2 separate regions of the Homo sapiens genome follow, and region 1 is linked to region 2. Evidence: read pairs that join two places in POLR2A ChIA-PET (ENCODE). Cell type or tissue: B cell. All regions are shown on one strand. Each heading gives the region's core, and the rest is flanking DNA. Links, peaks and the distances in the headings are about the cores only.

The links. ChIA-PET counts read pairs that join two places held together with the same protein. Peaks named below come from ENCODE experiments on the same cell type or tissue, not always from the same donor. Only the 100,000 strongest peaks of a DNase experiment are listed, where the experiment ranks them.
Region 1: POLR2A ChIA-PET joins it to region 2 with 8 read pairs; 4 of 35 experiments call an interaction of 5 or more read pairs at or near these places.

What each region holds. Positions count from the first base shown.
Region 1 is chr20:2,362,499-2,379,562 of GRCh38, reverse strand. No RefSeq gene overlaps it. Among named protein-coding and RNA genes, the nearest start is that of TGM6, 9.9 kb to the left of the region's middle. In B cell, for the core only: no CTCF peak of the experiment used is centred there; no DNase peak of the experiment used is centred there; H3K27me3 peaks cover 1,757 bases.
Region 2 is chr20:2,298,070-2,306,069 of GRCh38, reverse strand. The region is part of intron 1 of TGM3 (transglutaminase 3); the gene reads right to left. It overlaps LOC105372503 (a long non-coding RNA gene), which reads left to right and starts at 4,553. Exons shown (of 3, transcript XR_937203.3): 1 at 4,553-4,762. RefSeq lists an enhancer at 4,445-4,624. In B cell, for the core only: a CTCF peak has its summit at 5,957; a DNase peak (open chromatin) is centred at 4,659; H3K4me3 peaks cover 400 bases; H3K27ac peaks cover 1,732 bases; H3K27me3 peaks cover 588 bases.

The DNA of each region.
Region 1 (17,064 bases), core at 4,806-12,805, 69 kb before region 2:
ATTCAGGGCCCTTTTATCTTTCATCCTGGGCTTGCTTGGACGGGAGCTCCCAGAAGACAGGGCATCAAAATCACTGCCTGCCCCACTGCTCGAGACCCCAAATAATAATTCATACTCCTCGTTTTTTTTTTTTGAGACAGGGTCTCGCTCTGTCACCTAGGGTGAAGTGCAGCGGCACGATCTCAGCTCGGTGCAACCTCTACTTCCCGGGTTCAAGCAATTCTCCTGCCTCAGCCTCCTGAGTAGCTGGGACTACAGGCGTGTGCCACCATGCCCGGCTAATTTTTTGTGTATTTTAAGTAGAGACAGTTTCGCCATGTTGGCCAGGCTGGTCTCAAACTCCTGACCTCAGGTGATCTGCCCACCTCAGCCTCCCAAAGTGCGAGATTACAAGTGAGAGCCACTGCACCCGGCCCATACTCAGTTTAGAAGTGAGCATCATAGCCTGGCAGTAGAGTCCTGGGTTCTGTTATCTCTGGGCCAAACTGGCTGTGTGACCTTCAGCAGGTCACTTACCTTCTCTGGGCCTTATTGCCTTCATCTGTAAAATACGGGTGTGAACTAAGTGTTACCAGTTCCAACATTCTCTGATTCTGATGATCAGGCTAGAGATGACAGACGGGAGCCAAAGCCTTGGGCGGCTCAGGGTACCCCAATGCCAGGCATAAAGTGGGTGCTTCACAAATTAAAATCTGTGCCTGGGGAATAATCAGATGCTTTAAAAGCAATTTAATTGTTCTTCTGGCTATAGAGATAATACATACTCAGGTACAAAATTCAAGCAATACAGGGAGTGAAGAAAGTATACATGCATACGGCTGTATACACATGGCAACAAATTTACATGAATCGCATCATACACAGAAGCTGTTTTGTAACCCGTCCTTTTTGCTTGACCAAACATGGTGCTCTCTTTTCTTTTCTTTTTTTGAGACGGAGTCTTGTTCTGTTGCCCAGGCTGGAGTGCAGTGGCTCGATCTCAGCTCACTGCAAGCTCCACCTCCCGGGTTCTCACCTTGCTTCTGCTTCAGCCTCCCAAGTAGCTGGGACTACAGGCACCCGCCACCATGCTCAGCTAATTTTTTTTTTTAATTTACTTTTAGTAGAGATGGAGTTTCACCATGGCCAGGATGGTCTCAATCTCCTGACCTCGTGATCCACCCGCCTTGGCCTCCCAAAGTGCTGAGATGACAGCTTTTCAAATCATAGAATATAGCTATGCACTGTCATTATTAATGTCATCTCTTGTGTGAATTTACATAATTTTACTAACCCTTCTTAAATTTATAAGAATTTAGGTCATTTCCACTTTTTTGCCCTTATAAAGAAATTTAATTGTTTGCATGTATTTTTGTGTGCTTCTATGATGGGACAATTTCTGCCAAGTGAAATTGTTGAGAGGAGCCATTCTTCAAGACAGCAATTCCATGTGCAGGAATTTGTCCGACAGATGGATCCAAAAGTGTGGAAAGATTTAAGTACGAGGATATTTATTGCAACATTAATTATAACAGAAAGAGTGAAAACTCTCCTGTCTTCATTAATGGGATAAATTATGATCTATCCATGTAATAAAATACTATGTAGCTATTTAAAAAGTGGAGGCAGACTGATGCACGTGGATATGAAACAGTCTCCTAGATACATTGCCTAATTAAAAACAAAAAGTAAGGTGGAAAATAAAAGGAGGTGGTAGAAACGAGAAGTCAGGGAGAAACCTAATTTTTGAACTCTTAGAAATGTTTGACTGTGGGTATATACTACCTTTCAAAAACATTATTATTATTATTATTTAAAATAACAAGCCAGGCATGGTGGTGTGCACCTGTAGTCCCAGCTACTTGGGAGGCTGAGGTGGAAAGATACAGCGAGCCCAGTTTGGGTCCAGCCTGGGCAACGTAGCAAGACTCTGTCTCTAAAAACAAATAAACAAGCAAAATTATGATATATTTTGCCAAATTTCCCTCTAGATACATACGTATCCTCAAACCACCATTTTTATTCTGTGGCACTCCTCATTCCAAAGGCCCTGTGGCTTCTCACTCCCAACAAGGTCCTAAGTTCAAACTCTTTATGGTGGCCTCCAATGCCTTTTGCAATACATTTTTTTTTTTTTTTGAGATGGTGTTTCACTCTTGTTCCCCAGGCTGGAGTGCGGTGGTGCGATCTCGACTCACTGCAACCTCTGTCTCCCCGGTTCAAACGATTCTCCTGCCTCAGCCTCCCGGGTAGCTGGGATTACAGGCACGTGCCACCATGCCCAGCTAGTTTTTGTATTTTTAGTAGAGATGGGGTTTCACCATGTTGGCCAGGCTGGTCTCGAACTCCTGACCTAAAGTGATCTGACCACCTTGGCCTCCCAAAGTGCTAGGATTACAGGCAGGAGCCACCACGCTTGGCCAGCAGTACCATCTTAATTTATCCCAAGTCTCTTTGTTGCTCTTCATGAATACTTGGCCTCACACAGGCTCAGCAGCACCCCCCCAGAATACCCCCAAGTCCACCATGGCATGAAGATGCTGAACAAGCTACTTCCAGAAATCATGTTCTTCTATCCTATGTGCTCAAGTAGGAGACCACAGCCAACAGTCAGAGTCATGAATCTAAAGTTTAGTAGGTTCCTGGCATGTAGTAGATGCTCAATGTATGAATGTTTAGATGGGTTACCTGTGTTTAGATGGTTGCCTCAGATCTTGGCTCTGGAGTCAAACTGCCTTGGTCAAATTTCAGCTTCATCACTTAGTTCTCTATTGGCAAATAAGTTAACCTTTCTAGGCCTCAGTTTTCTTATGTGTAATGTGGGGATAAAAGTAGTGCCTACCTCAAAGGGTTGTTGTAAAAATTAAATGTGAATATATGTAAAGCACTTAGAACACTGCCTGGCACACACCCAACAAATATTAGTTGTAATTATTTTTACTTTCTTCTTTTTATTTTCTGTATTGCTTTACTTTTCTATACAAATCTGTATTATCTTTAAAGTCAGGGGAAAGAATAAAAATTTCTCATTCATTTTGCCCCTTTTTCCCGTCCTAAAAACTGAATTCCAGCTCCACGTCCTTCCAGGAAGCCTGATTGCCATAGTCTCCAGGGGTCTTGACTGCTTGGAGCTCCTGGGCATGTCCATCATCTGTCCCTCTGTCTGTCCGTCCACGAGCCTCACACTGCAGTGGCTTGTTTCCTTCCCACCACAGCCTCCTTGATGAGGATGTCTTGAGGGATTCAGGTCTCTCTGTCCTCCCATCTGCTCCCCAGCACCATGCCCTAAATCCAGTGAAGAGGAGGTCGTGCTAAAGCACCCTGTCCTTTGGGGAGGAGTTCAGAGAAATAAGGGTCTCTTGATGGGGAGTGAGGATGGAAGAGAGGCTTTCTCCAGGGAGCCAAGCACAGATGCCTGGGCAGGGCCCCTCCCCTTTGATCTGTGATGAGTTGTTCACATGCTTAAGACACCAGTAAAGTGTGGATACCAAGCAGTTTTTTTTTTTTTTTTGAGGCAGGGTCTTGTTTTCTCCCAGGCTGGAGTGCAGTGGTGTGATCTTGGCTCACTGCAACCTCTGCCTCCTGGGTTCAAGCAGTTTGATTCTCCTGCCTCAGCCTCCTGAGTAGCTGGGATTACAGGTGTGCACCACCACGTCCAGCTAATTTTTTGTATTTTTAGTAGAGACGAGGTTTCGCTCTGTTGGCCAGGTTGGTCTCAAACTCCTGGCCTCAAGTGATCTGCCCAAAGTGCTGGGATAACAGGCTTGAGCCACCGTGCCTGGCCTGAATTTTAAAAAATATTTTAACATTAAAAAAAAAAAATCAAAGGACTCACCTTGGGAAAATAAAAACTGTGTTGTGTTTACTTAATTTCAAGTTTACTTTTGTTTTAATTATATGGATTGGAAGGGCACCATGATTTTTTTCAGGACTCAAAGCATCTCCCTAGCCCTGAATGTACAGTGGAATTTTCCAGAGGCTTCATGATATATAATGTTTAAAAAATTGAATACAAAAGCAGCTATGAGAATCCAGCTGTTCTCTGTTAAGCCTGCCATTTAGTTAAAGAAATTTGCAAAAAAAAATTTATATCTAAAACAATGCCACTCATACTAATGTTATTTTTGTTCTTGGAAAGTACAGTTATTTTTCATAAATACATGTTGTATGTGTTAAGATGCAATAGGTTTTTTAGTTTCTAAGTGAATTAATGCATACATTTTTGTAAGTTTCTCATTGTTAGCTTCCAAATCAGTAAAAAAAAAACTATAGATATAACCCACATAAGCAAGTGCTCTTTGGCATCTCAATAATTTTTAAAAGTGTAAAGGGGTCTTGAGCCCCAAAAGATTGAGAACTGCTGGCCTAGAGTGCACTTCCCCTCTAGGATTCCAGGTCTGTCCCTTAAGAGAAAACTTCAGACTGACCCAAATCACAGGGGAGGGAGCCTGAGGCTGTGGACTCAAGTAAAGATGAGGCTGAGGGCCAGAAAAATCCAGAGCAGCTGTGCCCTGTGGGTGGCACCCCAGGCCTCTCTGCTGCTTGGAACCCCCATATCCAGAGCCCCGTGGGTCCAGCAACCACAGACCTGGTACCGCCCATGGGTGAGTTCCAAGGGCCAAGCAACCAGCTGGACACAGGATCCCCTGTGCACTCTGGCTGGGAGTCACCTGTGTTGTTTTGGGAATTCATCCTCACAAGACAATGAGTTAGAACAACCTATCACAGCTAGACCTGGACTGGTCGGGCAGCAGGGTGTCCCTTCCCCTCTCTGGGCCTCTGTTTACCTGGCTATAAAATGGAAGATGATACTGCTCCCTCTCACCCTTGGGCAAAGTCATCGGGCAACTAATAAAAGACTGTGAAGCTCTAACTCACCTCTACATCACCTCATCCTTAGGACCATGCCTGTAGCCGGTGACATAGGTGATAGGCAGCTGGCGTTCATGCTCTTGCAGGGAGGTGCTCACCCAGTTGGAAGGCAAGATGCTCTAGTACTGTCATCAGCAGACCTTGTCCTTGCCCACCTTATGTGGGCCAGAGCTGTGTGGCAAGCCTGGAGGTAAGAGGTGGCCTCATCCCTGTCACCTGTGTCCTATTGTGGCCTCGTCTGTCTTTCCATACATCACACATTGTTAGCACCTACGAGCGGCTCTGAAGCTGCAAAGACTTCAGATCTCACTGTGTCACTGCTTTGGATGCTCAGGAATCACCTCACTTATGATCCCCTCTTCATTCATTTCTTCCATTCTGCATTCATTAATTCCTGTCAAAACTCATTCAGCAAATACTTCTTCATGCTCATTAAAGGGAGAATCACTGTGGAACCTATTGAGATGTCAGCGGTTCTAACACTTTTGCTATCAACTTCTCGATGTCATCTGATTCTAGATCCTCCCCTTGGTTCAGTTCGGCTCACTCACTCTGTGATGAGGATAGTGTTTTTGAAATATTTTCAGTCATATTTCTGGTAAATTATGTTGACCTGAGGTTCCCCACCCACTGAAGCCAAGAGTCTCTGTGCTTCCGGGACAGGGCAGAGGAGACTAATTATAATGGGTCATCATCTAGCACTGACTGCCCTATCAGGTTTTTTGGTTTCTGTTTTGTTTTGTTTTGTCCTTCATAAGACAATGTTGTTTTTAAAGCTAGGCTTTGCCAAGAAAGCGTTTAGTAAACTCTTTAAGTTTCCATTAACTATCAGGATCCAGGCTTAATGAATCATAGCTCATTGTAGCCTGGATCTCCTGGGCTCAAGTGATTCTCCCACCCCAGCCTTCTGAGTAGCTGGGAGTACAGGCATGTGCCACTATGTCTGGCTAATTTTTACTTTATTTTATGTTTTGTGGAGGCAGGGTCTCGCACTGTGTTGCCCAGGCTTGTCTCAAACTCTTGGCCTCAAGTGGTCCTCCTGCCTTGGTCTCCCCATTTGTTGGGATTACAGGCATGAACCACTGTACCTGGCCTGGATACACCATTTCAGGGAAATCCTTTCTACCAGGGCACTGAGGGGAGCCCACCTGTGTTGAGTATGGGGAAGAGAAGTGAGACCAAGGAAGGAGAAGCAGGCAGATTTTCTATCTGATTTCAGCTTTCTGGGGCAAATTTCCATAGTTTCAGGAAAAAGCCAAAATTAGAGGGCTTTTGCCAACCAACCTATGGTAGGAAAAACATCAGAACAGTGGTTGCCTTTGGGGGTGGTTAGAGACAGAGATTGGAAAGGGGCATGAGGGGAGTTTCTGGAGTGATCATTTTTTCTATATTTTGATTGGAATATTGATTACATAGGCATTTATTAAAATGCAGCAAATGTACACTTTAGATTTGTACATCTCATTATATGTGAATTTAACACCAAGAAAAAAACTGTAAACAAATTTCAAACTCTAGTTAACCATAGGCATGCTGAAGTATTCAGAAGGAAGTGTACCAATGTCTGCAATTGACTTTGAAATGCACCAAAAATTTCTGGTTGGATGGATGTGTGGATGGACGAAAGGATGGATGGAAGAGTGATAAAATAAGCATAGTAAAATGTTAATGGTAGAATCCTAGGTGAGGGGCATATGGTGTTCACTATTAAATTCTTTTAACTTTGCTCTATGTTTGAAAATTTTCATAATAAAATGAAAAAAGGGTTTTTGCTTCATGTAGCATCATGTTTTCTAGCTGTCCAGTTCTTTTTATTGTTATTAATTTTTTTTTTTTTTAAGAAACAAGGTCTATGCTATGTTTCCCAGGCTGGACTCAAACTCCTGGGCTCAAAAGATCCTTCCGTGTCAGCCTCCTGAGTAGCTGGGACTACAGGCGTATGCCACTGCACACGGCTTGCAGACCCTTTTGAATGCCTTTGCTGTATTTTGCAAATTTCCAGCCTCAATAGTCACACCATCCAAAGCCAGAACACAGAAAACTCAAAGCCCAGCCTCCCTGGTAGGTAGGATGCAGGCCTGCCACATGCACTCATCAGATCAAACCCAGGCAAGCAAGACTCCAGCTCAGAAGTGTGCAATTGGATGGCATGGATTACCTGCAGGAGGCAGGTCTGTTGGCATGAATGGTGGCAGAGACCAGCTTCCATGGGGATCATGGTTTACTAGTAGCTGCAGGATGAGTTCCTGCCCCAGAGGAGCATTGGCAGAACAGGGGCAGGAGCGTTGGTAGCAGCTTCTATTTCCTCGTCAAGCCGGTTCTGAGGTTCTGGATCTTATTCCTGGAAGCTGAGTGCTCCTGATGATTCTGCGGGTCCTCCTTTATCCTTTTATAAATGCATTTTTGCAGACAGAGGAGCTTGAGAGGTAGGCCTGAAACAAGCCTCCTGTCCACGGCAGGCAGGGATCCAGAAGTTCCCATATGGTCAAGGGAGGGGAATGAAGACGCTGAAAGGACTTGTTGACCAGCAGTAGCCTGGAGTTGGGACAGAAGCCATGGAAAGTGAGGACTTCTCAGCTGGAGGCACAGGGCAGGGACCACAGCCTCCAGTGCTGGGAGCCAGCACCACATCCAGAAGGCCAGTTGTGATCAGACACACATCAACTGTCACCAATAAAGGACCAGGCGAAAGCAGACAAGTCTGTAAACAGAGAACATGTGGGTCCCAACCTCCCTCACAGAAGCCCCCATTCCAGGCTCCCTAGATGCAATCCTGGAGGAGAACAGAAGGAGGAGGAGTCTGAGAGATTAAGCACTTACGCGGCAGGGGCTGGATTATAATTACAAGACCGCTTGGACTGGAAGAGTCTAAGGTATGATTAACCCAAGTTTAAAAACGTGTTTTTTTCTGGAACCCAGCAGGACCAGGGCTCATAAAGATTAGATCAGTGATAAAAATAAAGTCATCTTTTCATTACCCATTGGAGAACTGCAGTGCTACCATTTACTGTGCACTTTCTGCGTGTCAGGAGCTGCTCTAATTTGCATTTTACCTACTACTAAGCACCAGTGTTGTTCCCACTTTTCTGAAGGGAAAACTGAGGCTCAGAAAGAATATGCATACTTCTCAAGTTCACAAAGTTGATAATGAATGGAGTCAAAAATTGAACCCAGAGAGTCTGAGTTTAGTATCTATAGTCTTAACCATGGTGCTAGCGCTACAATGGGCAGGGATGGACATGGCAGAAATACAAGGAGGTTGCCATGCTCTGGCTTTGCTGCTCCAGTTATCACTTTGTTCAAGATTCTGCACTTCATTTGGCCAACCACCAAGCCTATGTTAGTGTCTATGTGGGTGAGGCATTGTGGAAGAGTGAGGAGTTAGACCTGATCCTGCTACCAGGCATTACCTTGCTCAGAATCTTTTCATTCATTCATTTATTTCAGATGATAATGGTGGGGAAGAGGGAAGGATTAAAAATGAATAAGACACAGTTTCTAGCCTTAAAGGAACTCATTATCTATAAGAAAGAAAAACAAATACACAAAAGTGGCAGCCCATTGAAGTGGATGATTCCTAAGAAATACATTAACAGAGAGTTGTGTTAGCTCAGAGCTAGGAGAGGACATTTCCAGCAAAACTTTCCCGGGAAAAAGAATGAAAGTAATTTAATTCTGTTGGGAGAATGATGTTCTTCTTGTAAATTCTAAGTGTTTTTTAAGGAAATCAGTTGAAAAAAGTATGCTTACAATCAAATCCCCAGTCTTTCCTGTGTTTAAAGAATGTTTCAAACTCTCAAGGGAGATGAACAAGGAAGGAAAAGATGAAATGGTTAGGAGTGATAATCTTCCAGCTCTGACTGTGTCCTGGCCAGTACAGCCTGGCTCATCCTCAGGCCAGTCACTACAGAAAGCCAGACATGAATGCCGCCCCCTAAAACACAAAAATGCCTTACTGAGAGCTTTGCAGAACAGAGGAGTAAAAGGGCTTCCCGGCATAGATATTGGCGTGAACACCTGCAGTCAGTTCCTGAAGCCTCACCAGTACGGCAAGAAGGACTTCGGAAGAATCAGAGAGAAGTTAACAACAGCAAAACCTTGAAAGCTCAAAAGCAGGGGGAAGACAGGCAAATAATGAGCAGATCTGAAAAAAAAAAAAAAAAAAAAAAAAAGCTAATTCTCACCTGGCAACGAGAAATCCAGGCAGTGGTGAAAACCAACCCAATCTTCCTTTGCAGCAAGCTGAAAAGCTCTGGAATTTGACAGATACCTCTGTAGATGGAGCTTGGGATGGAGGGGTTTGTGTAAGAAAATAAGAATTGGCTGAGAGCTTATTTATGAAGTAGTGGGTCCCAGGTCCCCTCCACATTCTGTGAGCTGAATCACTGCCCCTTCCCTGGCCCAACAAAAGTCTGTGGCTTTGTTCTTCAGTGAGAGTAAAAGAGAGGGTCTCTGGGCTGAAGCACAACAAGCTCAGCTGAGGTCTAGGGTCTATGCTGAAAATGGGGTATTCAAGGGACATTTGTCTACTGGATGCTGAGACGCTGGCCCACCCACCTCCACCTGCCCACGTGCTCCACCATGATGCCGCAGCCAGGAGGAAACAGTGCTCACGATTCCGTCAGCTCCAAAGGAAAGACTTAAAGATACTGACATGAGAGTTTCCTCAGCTCCACAGCCCTGTGTAGTCACCCTACAAGGACACCCTCAAGCACACACTCAGAACTTCCAGTTTTTTATTTGTTTGCTTGTTGATGTTTGAGAAAGGGTCTCACTCTGTTGCCCAGGCTGGAGTGCAGTGGCGCCATCTCAGCTCACTCTCACCTCGACCTTCCTGGGCTCAAGTGATCCTCCCACCTCAGCCTCCTGAAGAGCTGGGACCACAGACATGCACCACCACACCCGGCTAATTTTAAAATTTTTTGTAAAGATGGGGGTCCCACTATGTTGCCAGGCTGGTCTTAAATTTAGCCTCAAGCAATCCTGCCTCAGCTTCCCAAGGCATTGGAATTATAGGCGTGAGCCACCACACCCAGTCCCAATCAGTTTTTTTAGCCCCTACTTTTAAATATCAGCAGAAAAGATTTGCCAGACATCTAAAGAAAATTTCTAACATGAAAGAGAAAGGAAAAAAAATAAACATACTAAAATAAGAAGCTCAGAGGGATCAGCCTATTTGAGGAGAAGAACATTCAGGAAAATAAACTATTCTTGATGTTTTCAGAGCTGTGAAAAAATATTGCAACCATAAAACAAGAGCGGGATATGATACAAAAAAGAAACATCCAAACCATAAAAAGCTCTAGAAATTTACAAATATGATAGTGGAAACAAAAAAAATCTCAAAGTATACAGATAAGAGAATAAAGTTGAAGCTATGGCTCAGCAAGTTGTTTAAAAAGAAAACCAAGGATGTCCAAGAGAGAAAAAGACAATCAGAAGGCCAATCCACAAGGTCAGATATTAGAGCAACAGGAGTTTTAGAAAAAATGAGAGACAGAGATAGAATAAGAGCCAGCAAGGGAGGGATGGGGTGGGCAGGGTGGGGGGAGGGGTAGTGTGTCAGCCAAAAGGGAGGAAATTATCAATAAAATATTTTAAGACAAATTTTCAGAAACAAAGGACATGACTTTTCAAATTGAAAGGAGTCACTGAATGTCAAGCATAATGGGTGATGGATGAAAATGGGCACTTACCAAGCCCTGTGAAATTACAGCCTACTGGAGACACAGAGAAGATCCTATGGGCTTCCAGAGGAAAACAACAGATCAGGTACAAACGATTGGGATTTGAGGTGACTTTGGTTTTCCCAACAATAACACTAGAGTGCAGAAAATTCCAAGGGAAAATCATTTCCATTGTAGGATTCTATACCCAGCCAAACTATAAGCCAAGTGTGAAGATAAAATGCATTTTAGACATGCAAGGTCTCAAAAGATCTGCCTTTAAGGGCCCTTTCTTGAGAAGCTGTTGGAGGATATCCTGCAACAAAGAAGGAGTAAGCTAGGTAAGAAGAAAATATGTTTGCTACATGAAACAATAGAACCAACTTAGGATACAAGTTCCAGGGTGATGCTGAAGGGAGACCCAGGATGACAGCTGACAACTGGAGGATATCCTGCAACATTAAAGGAATAAGCCAGGTAAGAAGAAAATATATTTGCTACATGAAACAATAGATCCAGCTTAGGAGACAGATTCCAGGGCGATGCTGAAGGGAGGCCCCAGAACATCAGCTGGGAATTTGGTATAAAAACCAATCAGTCCAGGGCACAACAGATCAGAAGACTCCAAGCAAAACTTCCTCAGGATGTCAAATCTGATAGAATACCTGGTGTGTCTAAAAGTCTTGAGAGGCTATTTAAAAAATTAGTGAATGTTTGGGATTGAAATAGTAGTGGGTGTATAGAAAACTAAGCCAATATAAAGGCTAGACTTTGAATCATTAACTCCAGGGAAGGGAAAGCAAAATGTTACTGAGGAAAGGAAAAGTAAACATGATTTTACTACATGGATCAACTGTGAATTTACAAAGCTTAATAAGGTAAGCACCTGATAGTAAAGTAACCAATGTTATGACTTAACAGTACTGGGAGGATGGGAGATGGGAAGGCTATACTTGGCATGATGGTGGTAGGAATATGAGAGGGGTAAGCTCTTATTTGCCATAGGGACAGTTGTCACTATTTTTCTGGCAAATCAAGAAGTAGCAATTATTTTCCTCAGAGCATGTTATTTAGAGGTATGAAGGTAAATTTAAAAATAATTAGGTAAAAAAGTTGAATTTATCTTGTAACTTTGTGTAGCAAATTCCCACAAACTTAGCAGCTTAAAAGAACATCTATGAAAAAAGTCATTGTTTCTCAAAAGTTCAACAGAATTATCAAAAAACCCAGAAATTCCACTTGCAAGTATACACTCAAAAGAAGTAAAATTTCCAATAAGCACATGTGCAGGCATGGTTATGGTAGTAGCATTTACAATAGCTGAAAGGCAGAAGCAACCCAAATGCCCATCCTCAGATGAATGGATAAACGGTGGAATATGCATGGAGCATTACTCAGCCGAAAAGTGAGACAAAGTACTGATAACATCTTACAACATAGATAAGCCTTGAAAACAATTGTACTAAACCTTGAAAACATTATACGAAGTGAAAGAAGACAGACAAAAAGTCATATATTGTCTGATTCCTTTTATATGAGATGCCCAGAATAGGTAAAATGATACGGAAAGCCGATGGTTGCCAAGGGCTGGGTTGGAGGTGAGGAATGAGGAGGAGTTGCTTTATGGGTATAAGGTGCCTGTTTAGGGTGATGAAAATGTTTTAGAACTGTATGGAAGTCACCATTTGCACAAATGCCACTGAATTGTCCTAAATCCCACTGAATTGTTCACTTTAAAGTGGTTAATTTTATGTTATGTGAATTTCACCTCAATTAATAAAACATGTAATCTAATTGCCCAGTATTATTCTGGGTTAGTGTGTGCAGCACTCCACTAATGAGGTAGAATTATACCATGAGGTAGAATTATAACCTTATTTACTTTTTTAAATTTATTTAGGCAATTCTATTCTTTCTCTTCAATTTATACCATTCCAAAAAATGGAGTAATACGCGCCTTTTTCTTTTTTTGAGATGGAGTTTCGCTCTTGTTGCCCAGGCTGGAGTGCAATGGCGCAATCTTGGCTCACTGCACCCTTCGCCTCCTGGGTTCAAGCGATTCTCCTGACTCAGCCTCCCGAGTAGCTGGGATTACAGGCACCCACCACCACGCCCAGCCAATTTTTTGTATTTTTAGTACAGATGGGGTTTCACTATGTTGGCCAGGCTAGTCTTGAACTCCTGACCTCAGGCGATCCACCCACGTCAGCCTCCCAAAATGCTGAGCGTGAGCTATCATGCCCGGCCGTTCTTCTTTAAAAACAAAACAAATAAACAAACAAAAAAACCCTAAGAGTGGAGGAAGGGGTGTGCTTATTAGTGGTGTCTTTTGAAAATGTCCTGGGTCCTTTTAACTTGAGTTATCAACTAAATAGGACAAGTCTGTATTCTGCAGCATGAGGAAGAATATCCAGAAATCATGACCTTGTCTATGTGAAATAAGACTCTTTCTGAAAAACAAAACAAAAACACCCCATGCATTTACTATTCCACAGTTTTGGAAGGTCTAAGCTATTTAATTGGATTCTCTGCTGATGTTCTCACATGGCTGAAACCAGGCTGCTACCCAGGGCCGCTTCTCATCTGAGGCTTGGGGTCCTCTTCCACGCTCATGCAGATTGTTGGGAGAAACCGGAAGTTCTAGGACTGAGGTCTTTGTTTTTTTGCTAGCTGTCAGCTAAGGACTGCTCTCAGGTCCTAGAAGCTACCCATAGTCACTTGCCAAGTGGCTCATACAGGCTTTCTTCCAGGCCAGCTGAAGCAGGTCTCTCTGATTTCCTCTTCTGCAACCAGACAGAGAAAACTCTTTGCTTTCAAAGGGCTCACCTGATTATATGTGGCCTACCTAGAATACTTTTCCTTTGGCCATAAATGTGACATAGTCATGGGAGTGATATCATACTCATAGTTTCTATCCACACTCAAAAGGGAGGGCATTTTATAAGGACAAGGGTCATTGGTGGTTATATTAGTCAGGGTTCTCAAGAAAAACAGAGCCAATTGATTTTATTTATTTATTTATTTATTTATTATAAGGAATTGGCTCATGTGATGATGGAGGCTGACAGGTGCTAAGATATGCGGGGTGAGTCAGCAAGCTGGAGACCCAGGACAGCCAACGGTATAGTTCTACTCTGAAGCCCAGCAGGCTCAAGAATCAGGAAGAGCTGATGTTTCAGTTTGAGTCTGAAAGAAGGGAAAAGCTGATGTCCAAATTCGAAGTCAGGCAGGCAGGAGGAATTCCCTCTTGTTCAGGGGAGAGTCAGCCTTTTTGTCCTATTCTGGACTTCACCTGATTGGATAAGGGCCACCCACATTAGAGAGGGCCATCTGCTTTACTCAGTCTACCAATTTAAATATTAATCTCACCCAAAACACCCTCACAGAAACACCTAGAACAATATTTGACCAAATATCTGAGAACTCCATGGTCCAGTCAAGTTGCCACATGATATTAACCCTCATGGTGAGCATCTTAGAATTCTGCCTCCCGTAGAAAGGGAAAGAAGTAGCTACTGGAGAGGGGGCAACTGGAGGAAAAAAAAGTGGATGGGTGATGTTTTCCATGCCAACCTTGTAGAGATATTTGACTTGTACTTAGACCTGGGCCATACACCATATCCTTCCCTATAGGGTCAGGAGCCTGTGGGGACAATGGGCCATGTCCACATGGAGCCTGTGACCCCATCTTCTGTCTAGACCATGTCAGGGACCACTGAATACCCTGATCAAACAGCTCTGCGCCTGCATGTAAATTGTGAACTGGTCTCTTTCCCAGGCTAGTCCTCTTGTTGGTGGACTGAACACTGCTGTGTGTACCTCCAGATCTGAGAAATGGACCAGGGCAGCTATTTGTGATGGTACCGATAGCACTTGAACATGTTGGCTGAGGTGTCTTTTTAAAGTTAAACTTTCAGTTTTGGGGTAATTGTAGATTCACATGCAGTTGTGAGAAATAACACAGAAAAATCCCAGGTTACTGTTTACCCAGTTTCTCCCAATGGTGACACCTTGTAAAACGACAGTACAGTATCACGTTGAAATTAACATTGATACAACCCGTCAACCTTATGCACATTTCCCTAGTTTTTACTCCTACTGATGTGTGTGTGTTTATTTGTATGCAAATATTATCACATGTGTAGGTTTGTGTATCCACCACCACAGCCAATGTATAAAACAACCCCATCACTAAAAGGATCTCTTATGTTCTTTTTTTTTTTTTTTGAGACAGAGTCTCACTCTGTTGCCCAGGCTGGAAAGCAGTGGTGTGATCTCAGCTCACTGCAAGCTCTGCCTCCTGGGTTCACACCATTCTCCTGCCTCAGCCTCCCTAGTAGCTGGGACTACAGGTGCTTGCCACCCCACCAGGCTAATTTTTTCTATTTTTAGTAGAGATGGGGTTTCACCGTGTTAGCCAGGATGGTCTCGATCTCCTGACCTCATGATCCGTCCACCTCAGCCTCCCAAAGTGCTGGGATTACAGGCGTGAGCCACCGCGCCCGGCCTCTTGTGTTCTTTTATAACCACATCAACTTCATCAACTTCTGTCCTACACTCCCTCTGTCCTACTGGCAACCACTACGCTGTTCTTCATTTCTATAATTTTTGTCATTTCAAGAATGTTATATAAATAGAAACATATAGTATGTAACATTTTAGGGTTAACATTTTTTCCTACACAGTGTAACTCCCATGAGATTCTTCCAATTGTTGTATGTATTAATAGTTTGTTCCAAATGTTGGCCAGGATGCAGAGAACCAGGATCAGTCATACATTTCCAGTGAGAATATAAAATAATACAGCGTCTCTGGAAACAGGTTGGCAGCTTCTTACAAAACTAAACATGCAATTTCCGTGTGACTCAGCAATTGTCCTCACTGGCATTTAACCTAGAGAGATGAAAACTTATGTTCACACTAAAACCTGTATATGAATGTCTATAGCAACTTTATTCTTAATACTCCAATGCTGAAAACAGCCAGTCCTTCGGCGGATGAATTGTTAAACCATGGTACATCTATACTGTGTTTCTCTATGGAGCTACAAAGAGGAACAAACTATTGATATGCATGACAAGTCAGAGGCTAGTATTATCCTAAGAGAAAAACCAGAGAAAAGCAGTAAAAAACAAACAAACAAACAAACAAAACTGGGGTAGTGCTTTCTTTTTTACTTCCTGCAGAAACCCGAGCCACCTTCAGTTGCTATACTGGGGCTGGGGCTGGGTAACCTTCCTCTGTTGGGTGTGAGCTGTAAGATGCTTGGCTGCTGTGTTGTTCCTCCAGTCCTGGGATCTCTAACCAGTTCATCTTCTTCTTACCACCTCTCAGAGTTCTCCTTTTGTTGCCTCTTGAGTTATTTCTGGGGCTTATTGTTGTACTCAGTGGGGACAAGTGGGGTGATCAAGTCTATGATATGTTGTTTAAACTGGGAGTCCCAAGGTGTCATTTTATACTCTGAAGGGTGGCACAGAGCCACAGGTGGGGAGGAAGATAGAGATGATCTAGGGCCAGGGGTAGGGAGCTTTTTCTACACTATTATTTATGAAACAAAATTGGAGCTGTCTAAAATTTACACTGAGTCTTCTAGGTCATTTTGAATATACATATTTGTCAAGGCTGGAGTAGACAATGCATATTTTTTAGCAGCTTATTAACATGACTTATGACTTTTAAATATTTGCATACCAAATTCATAAAACTCCGTTTCTACTCCTGCCCCAGCCTGGCAATTGCTAAGGGCAGGCCTAGTAAGTGTGTAAGTCATTAATAAAAAGTAAAAATAAAAATACTTTCTTTAAAAGGGGGAAAAACATTTTCTCGTTTCACCTTTTAGTAAGCTGATTAGAAAAAGTGAACTTCGGGGCCAGGCATGGTGGCTCACACCTATAATCCCAGCGCTTTGGGAGGCTGAGGTGGGAAGATCACTTGAGACCAGGAGGTCAAGCAATGTGCAGCATAGTGAGGCCCTGTCTCTAAAAAAAATTTTTTTTTTTTAAATTAGACAGGTGCGGTGGTGAGTGCCTGTAGTCCCAACTACTTGGGAGGCTGAGGCGAGAGGACTGCTTGAGCCCAGGAGTTCAAGGTTACAATGAGCTATGATGGTGCTACTGCACTCCAGCCTGGGCAACAGAGTGAGACCCTGTTTCTAAAGAAAGAAAAAAGTGAACTTTATTTTTATTTCATTTTTTCTTTGCATGTTTTTGAAAGACTCATGAGGAATATGACGGGTGGTCCACTTGGAGAATGAGGCCTGGTGTCAGTTCAGAGCTGGGTCTGGCTTCTCATAAAAGATAGATATTATTGCTTAGTATGATGCTAAGAAAAAGTGGGCAGTTGCCTTAAAGAAATATATTAAGTAACAAAATTAAGTAAATAGAATATTCTAGGGCCATGGAAGAATAAGAAGCACAAGGAATCTGCCTCCTCACCTAGGCAACAATTGAACTGCCAGACTCTGTCTGATATAACTATTTTGAAACTCTGGAGTCTACCTAAGGCTTGTAAATGCCAAGAGAAGGTTTGGATGGTAAATTGCAATTAA
Region 2 (8,000 bases), core at 1-8,000:
CCCTAGAGAGGATGAAAAAGAAAAAACTGAGCTCCAGGGTGCCTCCCAACAGGGAAACCTGCAGGAAGAATATGAGGGGTATTTTGCACGCCACACTAGGTCAGACCTGGGGTGACTGTGGTGGTGGTGATCATACTATTAGTTGAAGTTTACTGGGCATTTGTGTGCCAGCCATCTTTCAAAGTGTTTACGTGCATTAGCTCATTAACTCCATAAGGCAGGCACTTGTAGACGTCCTGTTTTACAGACAAGGAAGCCAAGGTGTAGAGAAACCAGGTGCCTTGGTCGTTGTCACCCCACTCCACAGTGGAGGACTGCAGGCTCCAGAGCTCGCATTTGCACTCATCATCTCTGCCTTTTCTGACACCAAGCGTGAGCCCCGGCAGCACCAACGAGCCTTGCTCCCTGTTAGGGTGGCTGTGGGATGTGCGAGACTGCTCCGAGCTGGAGGAGGAGGAAAAGTGGGGCTCACTTTTGTCATCAGCCTTCTTTATGCCAACTGCTATGCGCAGTCCACAGAACATGTTATGTATGTGGTCAGTGAAATCTTACAATGAGGAACAAAGGCTCAGAGAGACCAGGTAGTTTAACTGAGGTCACATACCTGGAAATTGGCAGAGCCAGGATCCTGAACCCAGGTGTGGCATAATGAGAAACACGTATTTGATCTCTGCTTTTTCTTGGCACAAAGTTCCTGAAAGCCTTGGAACCTCCAAAATGATGAGTGACTTCTTGTATGCTAATGAGATGACTGGTACTGGCAGCTCCTGGATAGCCTCAGGATGGGAGCTGGTTGCCAGGGGAACCAACCAGTGACTAGAGACTTGGGACTTTCAGCCTTATGCCCACTACCCACGTCCACAGAGGGGAGAGGGACTGGAGGTTGATTTCATCACCAATGACTGATGACTTAATGAATCATGCCTATAAATGAAGTCTTCATAAAAACCCAAACCCCAAAGGATGGGGCCTGAGGAGCTTCCAGGCTGAACTCATGGAAGTGCTGGGAGGGGGGCATGGGGGCTCTGTGCCCCTCCCCACACCTTGTCTCAGGCATCTTTTCCATCTGGCTGCTTCTGAGTTGTATCCTTTTACCATAAGCTGGTCGTCTGTTTTCCTGAGTCCTGTGAGCTGTTCTAGCAAATCTTCAAACCTGAGAATGGGCTGGTGGGAACTCCCGATTTAAATCTGGTCAGTCAGAAGCACAGGTGACAACTTCTGAAGCACTGGCATCTGAAGTGGGGGCAGTGTTGTGGGACTGAGGGGTGTGTGCACTCCCTGTAGGCTGTGTGCTAACTCCAAACAGTGTGAGAATTGAGTTGAAGGGTAGGACACCCGGTGGGTGTCCACTGCAAATCGCTTGGTATGAGAACAAACCCCACACATTTGGCGGTTAAGAAGTATTAAGAGTAGTCTGGAAGAAAAAATGGTGTTTCCTTTTCACCAGGACTTACTGACTCTACCCTGTCACTGTGGTCCCGAAACCTCCTTCTGGAAGAGGGTCTCATGCAGGATTTTGAGTCCAGAAGGTGCCCTAAGTGGTGAGGGGCCCTCATGCTGCATCGTCCACCTGCTAGCATTTGGATTCCGACAGAGGGGAGAGAGCGAGCTCCTGGAAGGAAAACATCTCTTCCAAAAGAGCCGTCTTCAGGGGAGCTGGACAAAGGGGACAGCCTGCCCCGCATCCCTGAGTAGGGGCTGCCAGCTGAGAGCGTGCTCATCAAGCTTCCAGTGTGGTTCTGAACCCTTCACTGGCTGCCTCCCTCAGTCATCGTCCTGTCCCTTAACCCTAGGATTGCTCTGCCAGCCCCCAATTCAAGGATCCAATGATCCTGTCTCCCCAATCCCAAAGCCCTTGACATGTCACTCATCACAGCCCACCCTGTCAGAATGTGTAGGAAAGGAGAGGAGGGGAAGGTACTCAGCTGTCTAAGGTTCTCAGGTTTACAGCTTTTTGTATATTTACGAGCCTCAGGGCTGTCTTCTGCACCTTATGTCTTCTGCACAGTCTGGGTGAAGGGAGGAGAAGAAGAGACAGGAGTCGCATGATTCTTATAACTGACTCATCAACGTACACACTTAAAAGACATCAGCGGGAAAAACCTTAGAGAACAATCACATACTCCTAACCTTTATTCCAGATGTGAGCACATGGAGGCCAGAGAGGTGGTTTGCCCACAGTGTGACATCTCCAAACTCTGATTCCGTGCCACCTCCCTGAGTTAATGCTTAACTCCAGTGTCAGGCCTGGGGCAATTTCCCAGATTTTTTTTCCTGAGAACATCAGTGCCAGCAGCAATTCTAATGTGGTGGACTGCCAGATAAATATCTATCCCAACGTTCACTCGTTCCTTCTTTCCTGGTAATGAAATCCCCCATATGTGCAGGCACTACTTTCCCAGGCTCCACTCTGGCTCGGTGGCCATGGGGTAAATTTAGGCCAAAAGCTTTTGGCAGAAGTTACAGGTATTAACTTCCAGGAACTCTCTCTTTTAAAAAATCGAGGTAAAATTCACAACATAAAAATTGCCATTTAAACCATTTTAAAATGTACAATTCAGGGGCATTTAGTACACTCACAATATGCAATTATCTCCACTATCTAGTGGCAGAGCTTTTTCATCACTCCTCAAAGAATCCCCCAACTCCATTAGCAGGAACTCCCCATTTCCGCCTATCCCCAGCCCCTGCCAACCCCAACTCTTTCTGTCTCTGTGGATTTGCCTATTCTGGGCATTTCTTTTTCTTTTTTTTCTTTTCTTTTTTTTTGAGATGGAGTCTCCCTCTGTCGCCCAGGCTGGAGTGCAGAGGTACGATCTTGGCTCACTGCAACCTCCGCCTTCCGGGTTCAAGTGATTCTCCTGCCTCAGCCTCCTGAGTAGCTGGGATTACAGGCATGCACCACCACGCCCGGCTAATTTTTTTGTATTTTTAATAGAGACAGGGTTTCGCCATGTTGGCCATCCTGTTGTCGAACTCCCGACCTCAAATGATCCGCCCACCTCAGCCTCCAAAGTGCTGGGATTACAGTCGTGAGCCACCTCGCTCGGCCCTATTCTGGGCATTTCATAAATTAACAAATGGAACCACACAATATGTGATTTGGGTCTGACTTATTTTACTTAGCATAATGTTTTCAAGGTTCGGTCATGTTGGAGGATGCATCAGTAGCTCATTCTTTTCTTATGGCTGAATGAGAGTCTATTATATGAATATTCCATGTTTTGTCGATGCATTCATCAGCTGATGGACATCTGGGTTGTCCCTACATTTTAGCTACTGTGAGTAGTGCTGCTATGAATGTGCACATGGTAATATTTGTTTGAATACCTGTTTTAAATTTTTTTTTTTTTTTAGAAAACCTCTTTATATAAACAGTTGGCAAATGCCCTTTGCCTGTTTTCTTCCTCTTCTTCCATTCTGCTGTCTGGAGTGTGGGTGTGACAGGGACAAGCCTCTAGCGGACATCTTAGACCATGCAGGGCCATACGTACCCTAGCGATGGTGGAGAGGAGACTGGACAGAGCTAGGGCCTGAGGATGGTGCCACCACCTGGCCTGCCCAGAACTGCCTGGTTCCAGGCCTTTCGTGTAAGGAAGAAATAAGCTTCTGTCTTATTTTTCTAAGCTATTGTTTTTTGGGGGGGTTCACTGTTAATCACAGCCAAACATAATCACAAATATGTTAATATAACCCCTGCCCATTTATTCTGTGGTCCCTCTTTCACATGAAAAGCACAGAGAAAGACTCCAGACTGTGAAAGGGAAGTTGCTAGTCAGCCGTCTCAATCCTTGTCAGCCTGGCTGTATAATTGAATCACCTGCAGCACACGGGTGAGAATGACTTGGTCGCTGGGTGTGTGATGGGGCTCCCATCTCCTGTTCCAGGGAGGACCACACCACAGAGGGGCTGACAGGGGGCCCAACATGGAGTGATGCTACTCTAGTGGCTGGGACTATCCCTAGCCCCCAACCAGACTCTACTTCCCACACCTTTTCTCTAGACATAGATGCATTTTTATTTTACAGAAGTCTAGAGTTAATGAGGGCTGACAGAAATGCTAAAAAGTGGCTGGGCACGGTGGCTCACACCTGTAATCCCAACACTTTGGGAGGCCGAGGCAGGAAGATCACCTGAGGTCAGGAGTTCAAGACCAGCCTGGCCAACATGGCAAAACCCTGTCTCTACTAAAAATACAAAAATTAGCCGGACGTGGTGACACATGCCTGTAGTTCCAGCTACTTGGTAGGCTGAGGCAGGAGAATGGCTTGAACTGGGGAGGTGGAGGTTGCAGTGGGCTGAGATCTCACCACTGCACTCCTGCCTGGGCGACAGAGGGAGACTCCGTCTCAAAAAAAAAAATGCTAAAAAGTATCTAGCTGAGTGGTTTTTAAGCTCTATTGAGAGAAGCCAAATCAAGAAATCTATCTAATAGTCTTTACATACATGGATCTGGAACTGACACAAGGTTTCACACGGCTAATGCTTACTATGTATCAATATACTCTGATATTTTCTCTTCTGCTTTTTTTTTTTTTCTTAATGGCTGGTCACAGTCCACTAAACTGATTTCACAACCTGCTAATGGATGGCAACTGGCAGCTTGAAAAACAGTGATGTAATCTAGTATGCCCACATGACAGGTCAGAAAGCTGAGGCCCTGAAATGGGAAGCCATCTCCCCTTCATGAAAGGGGAAGTCACGGAGTTGAAGCAGATCTTAGCCCAGAAGCCGGGTCTCAGATCCTGGTCACCGACAGGCTGTGAGTCATCCCACTTCCCACCCCTAGACACTGGGAACATCTTTAGCTCCTGGCTGGCCCCTCCTCTGGCTCCAAGGACACACGTGCTTTCCTGCTCAGCACCCATCTCTCTCTCCTTTCTCTCTTTCTAGCCTGTGTCATTTCCTTTTAACTTCCCCCACATATCATGACATTTTCAAGCTCTGTGCAGCACAGGTGGCACAATTTCTTGGCATTCAGGGAGAGTAAGGGGCTGGTGAGGATGAAGAGAAATGAGCCCCAGATTGGTGCCTGAACCGGTGAGAGGCCCTGAGCAAGGGTCTCAATGTCTCTGAATTGTACTTTTCTCACCTGTAGAAGAGGGACAGTGAGACCTGGAACATCTTCTCTCTTAGGGTTATTGTTGGGATTCAACATATACCCATCACTAGCACCGGGGCCCCCAGAGATTGGGGGAAACTAATACTGTTGGGATCCCATATGTAATGGCAAAAACAACCCAAGAGCAGAAGAGGCTTTGAGCTTTTAATGGGCTGCTATTGAGGACCTCTTATGTGTCAGACACTGAGCTAAGCATTTCACCTGCGTTATGTTTTTTAATAGTCACGAAATACTGACTATCAAAATGGTGTTGCTGTCCCCATTTCACAGATGAGGGCTTTGGAAGTCCAGTCAGGTGAAGTCACTTACTCAATATCAAACACTCAGGCAGAGGCTGGACTCAAGCCCAGACTGAAAGTCAATTTTGCCTGACCAGATATGACCCCAAGCTGCCGCCCTGTAGCCAACCAAGGCAGCAATGACTTAGACACAGGTCCTGGAGGGGCCATCCACAGCCTACTCCCTGCCTAGACACCCTATGGTCAGGGCAAAAGGAGAGGACAGAAGGACTTCTCTTCCTAAGAGAGAGTTTAGAATCTCTGAGACCAGAGGCTCTCAACCCCAGCTGCCCAGAAGAATCACCTGGAATGTTCTATTGGTCTGAGACCCATCCCAGGCAAATTCAATTAGAATCTTTGGTTAGGGATGACACTGGCATTTTCTTTCTTTTCTTCTCTTCTCTTCTCCTCTCTTTTCTTTCTTTCTTTCTTTTTTTCTTTCTTTCTTTCTTCTCTTTCTTTCTTTCTCTTTCTATTTCTTTCTCTTTCTCTTTCTTTTCCTTCCTTCCTTCCCTCCCTCCCTCCATTCCTTTCTTTCTTCCTTTCTTTCTTTATTTTTTTTTTAAATGGAGTCTCTCTCTGTTGCCCAAGCTGGAGTGTAGTGGTGTGATCTCAGCTCACTGCAACCCCTGCCTCCTGGGTTCAAGCAGTTCTCTTGCCTCACTGTAACCTCAGCCTCCCAAGTAGCTGGGACTACAAGTGCGTGCCAGCATGTCCCACTAATTTTTGTATTTTTAGTAGATGAGATTTTGTCGTATTGGCCAGGCTGGTCTCGAACTCCTGACCTCAGATAATCTACCCGCCTTGACCTCCCAATGTGCTGGGATTACAGGCGTGAGCCATTGCACCCGGCCAGCATTTTCTTTAAAGCTTTCCTGGTGATTCTAATGTGCAGCAGGGACTGAGACCTCACTACCTTAGGCCCGTTTATCATCTACACTTATAAAAGCTCCTTCACATAAATTACCTGACCAGAGCCACCCGGCAGCTATAGGAAGGAGGCAGGGGAGGAGTCGCTGTCCTCTTTTTACAAATAAGGAAAATCAGGCTGAGGGAGGGGAAGGCTGACTCCTTCTGACTCCCATCTCTCAGCTCCTACCAAGATCCTAGGGCCTTGTGCCCTCCACTGCTAAGCGAGATTTCCTAACTTCAGCACACACCCCAGCCTGGCACGTGGGCCCTGGGGAGGAGAATGATTGCTCCATCTGCAGAGACAGCCCTGCGGGGTGGAGCCGCATGAAGTTACTTGAGGTGAACAAGGGGAGTGCTCAGGCATGAGGACTTTGGACTTGGGAATGGATGAAGCGGGAGTGGGGAGGACTTGTGCTGAGGCGCTTAATGGAGAGGGTCCCCTGGGAATCGCCCCTGATTAGAAAATGTAATTCCTCTCATAGGGTTTTTCTTAAGTCCCCCCAAGACAAGGAGAAAACAGGCTCATGAAAAAATTTCCAGGTAATCGTAAGCACCCATGAGGTGGATACTGCAATAACCCCATTTTGGAGATGAGGAAACTGAGACACACAAGTTAAGTGACCTGCCCAAGACCACTCTTCTCGTAAGGGGCAGAGTGGAGCCTTGATCCAGAGAGCACCTCTGAACCTGCACTCTTAACCCATCAGCTATCCTGTAAGGAATCCTACAGGAACAAACGCTGAAATACGGGCAGCTGTCATTCCCGGTGGAATGAAGCTGCTCATGGGCTGTCTCTAAGGAACAGGGAGTAGCCGCTGTCCCAGGTGGAAGAAGGCCATGGAGCCGGGCAGACAGGAGGCAGCTGGTCCTCATTTCAAACAATGAGCAGCTGGAGTCACAAGACTCTGAGCCCAGAGGGGCCATCTCCTTTTCAGAGAGAGAGAGAGTAGATATTGCCTTGGTCCCAGTGCCAGACACAAAAATATGAGGAGGGTCCAGGAAGCACCTAGAAGATTTACAGAAGAGAAGGAGGCCAGAACCCAAGAGCAATTCCTGACCGCTTCCATGGGAGGAGGGGCGACTGGTGTCCCAGCTCCAAGGAGAACGGTTTGGTGGTAGACCCAGACGCTGGGAATGGTACAGGTCCTTTGGGGGTGGAGGAAATGAGGCCTTGAGATGGGAAGTCCCTGAAGCCAAGGCCAGTGCTCTGCCTGGAAAAGTAGTTGGCAAGAAAGCTCACTGCCCCAGAGGGACAGAGCCATTAGTCCCCAAAACAGAGGTTCTGGTCATTTGCAGGCAGAAGCCTGTGGTTCAGGTGTGTACCCTGAGAACTCTGCCACTAACCCAGGGCTTCCAAGTGGCTTTGGGGATGGGGAATCTTGCCTCCCCTCCACACTGGGGCCCTCCTCTGTGCTCACAAACTGCTCTCCCACCCACTCTGGGGATGCCAGGCCACTTGGTGCGGATCACTGCCAGGCCTTCCTCCACTACCTTCATTTCCAGCCACAGCCCAGGCTGCCTTCTCCACCAAGGGGTGGAATAATGGAACCCCTTCTGATTGCAACAAGAACCTTAAATTAGGAGCTGGACACAGAGTCCTCTCAAAGCAGCACACCTGTCATCCCGATAGTCCCCTGGGTCACACCTGCTCACACTGACATTTATTTTCCTGTTCCCTCTGCCCTGCA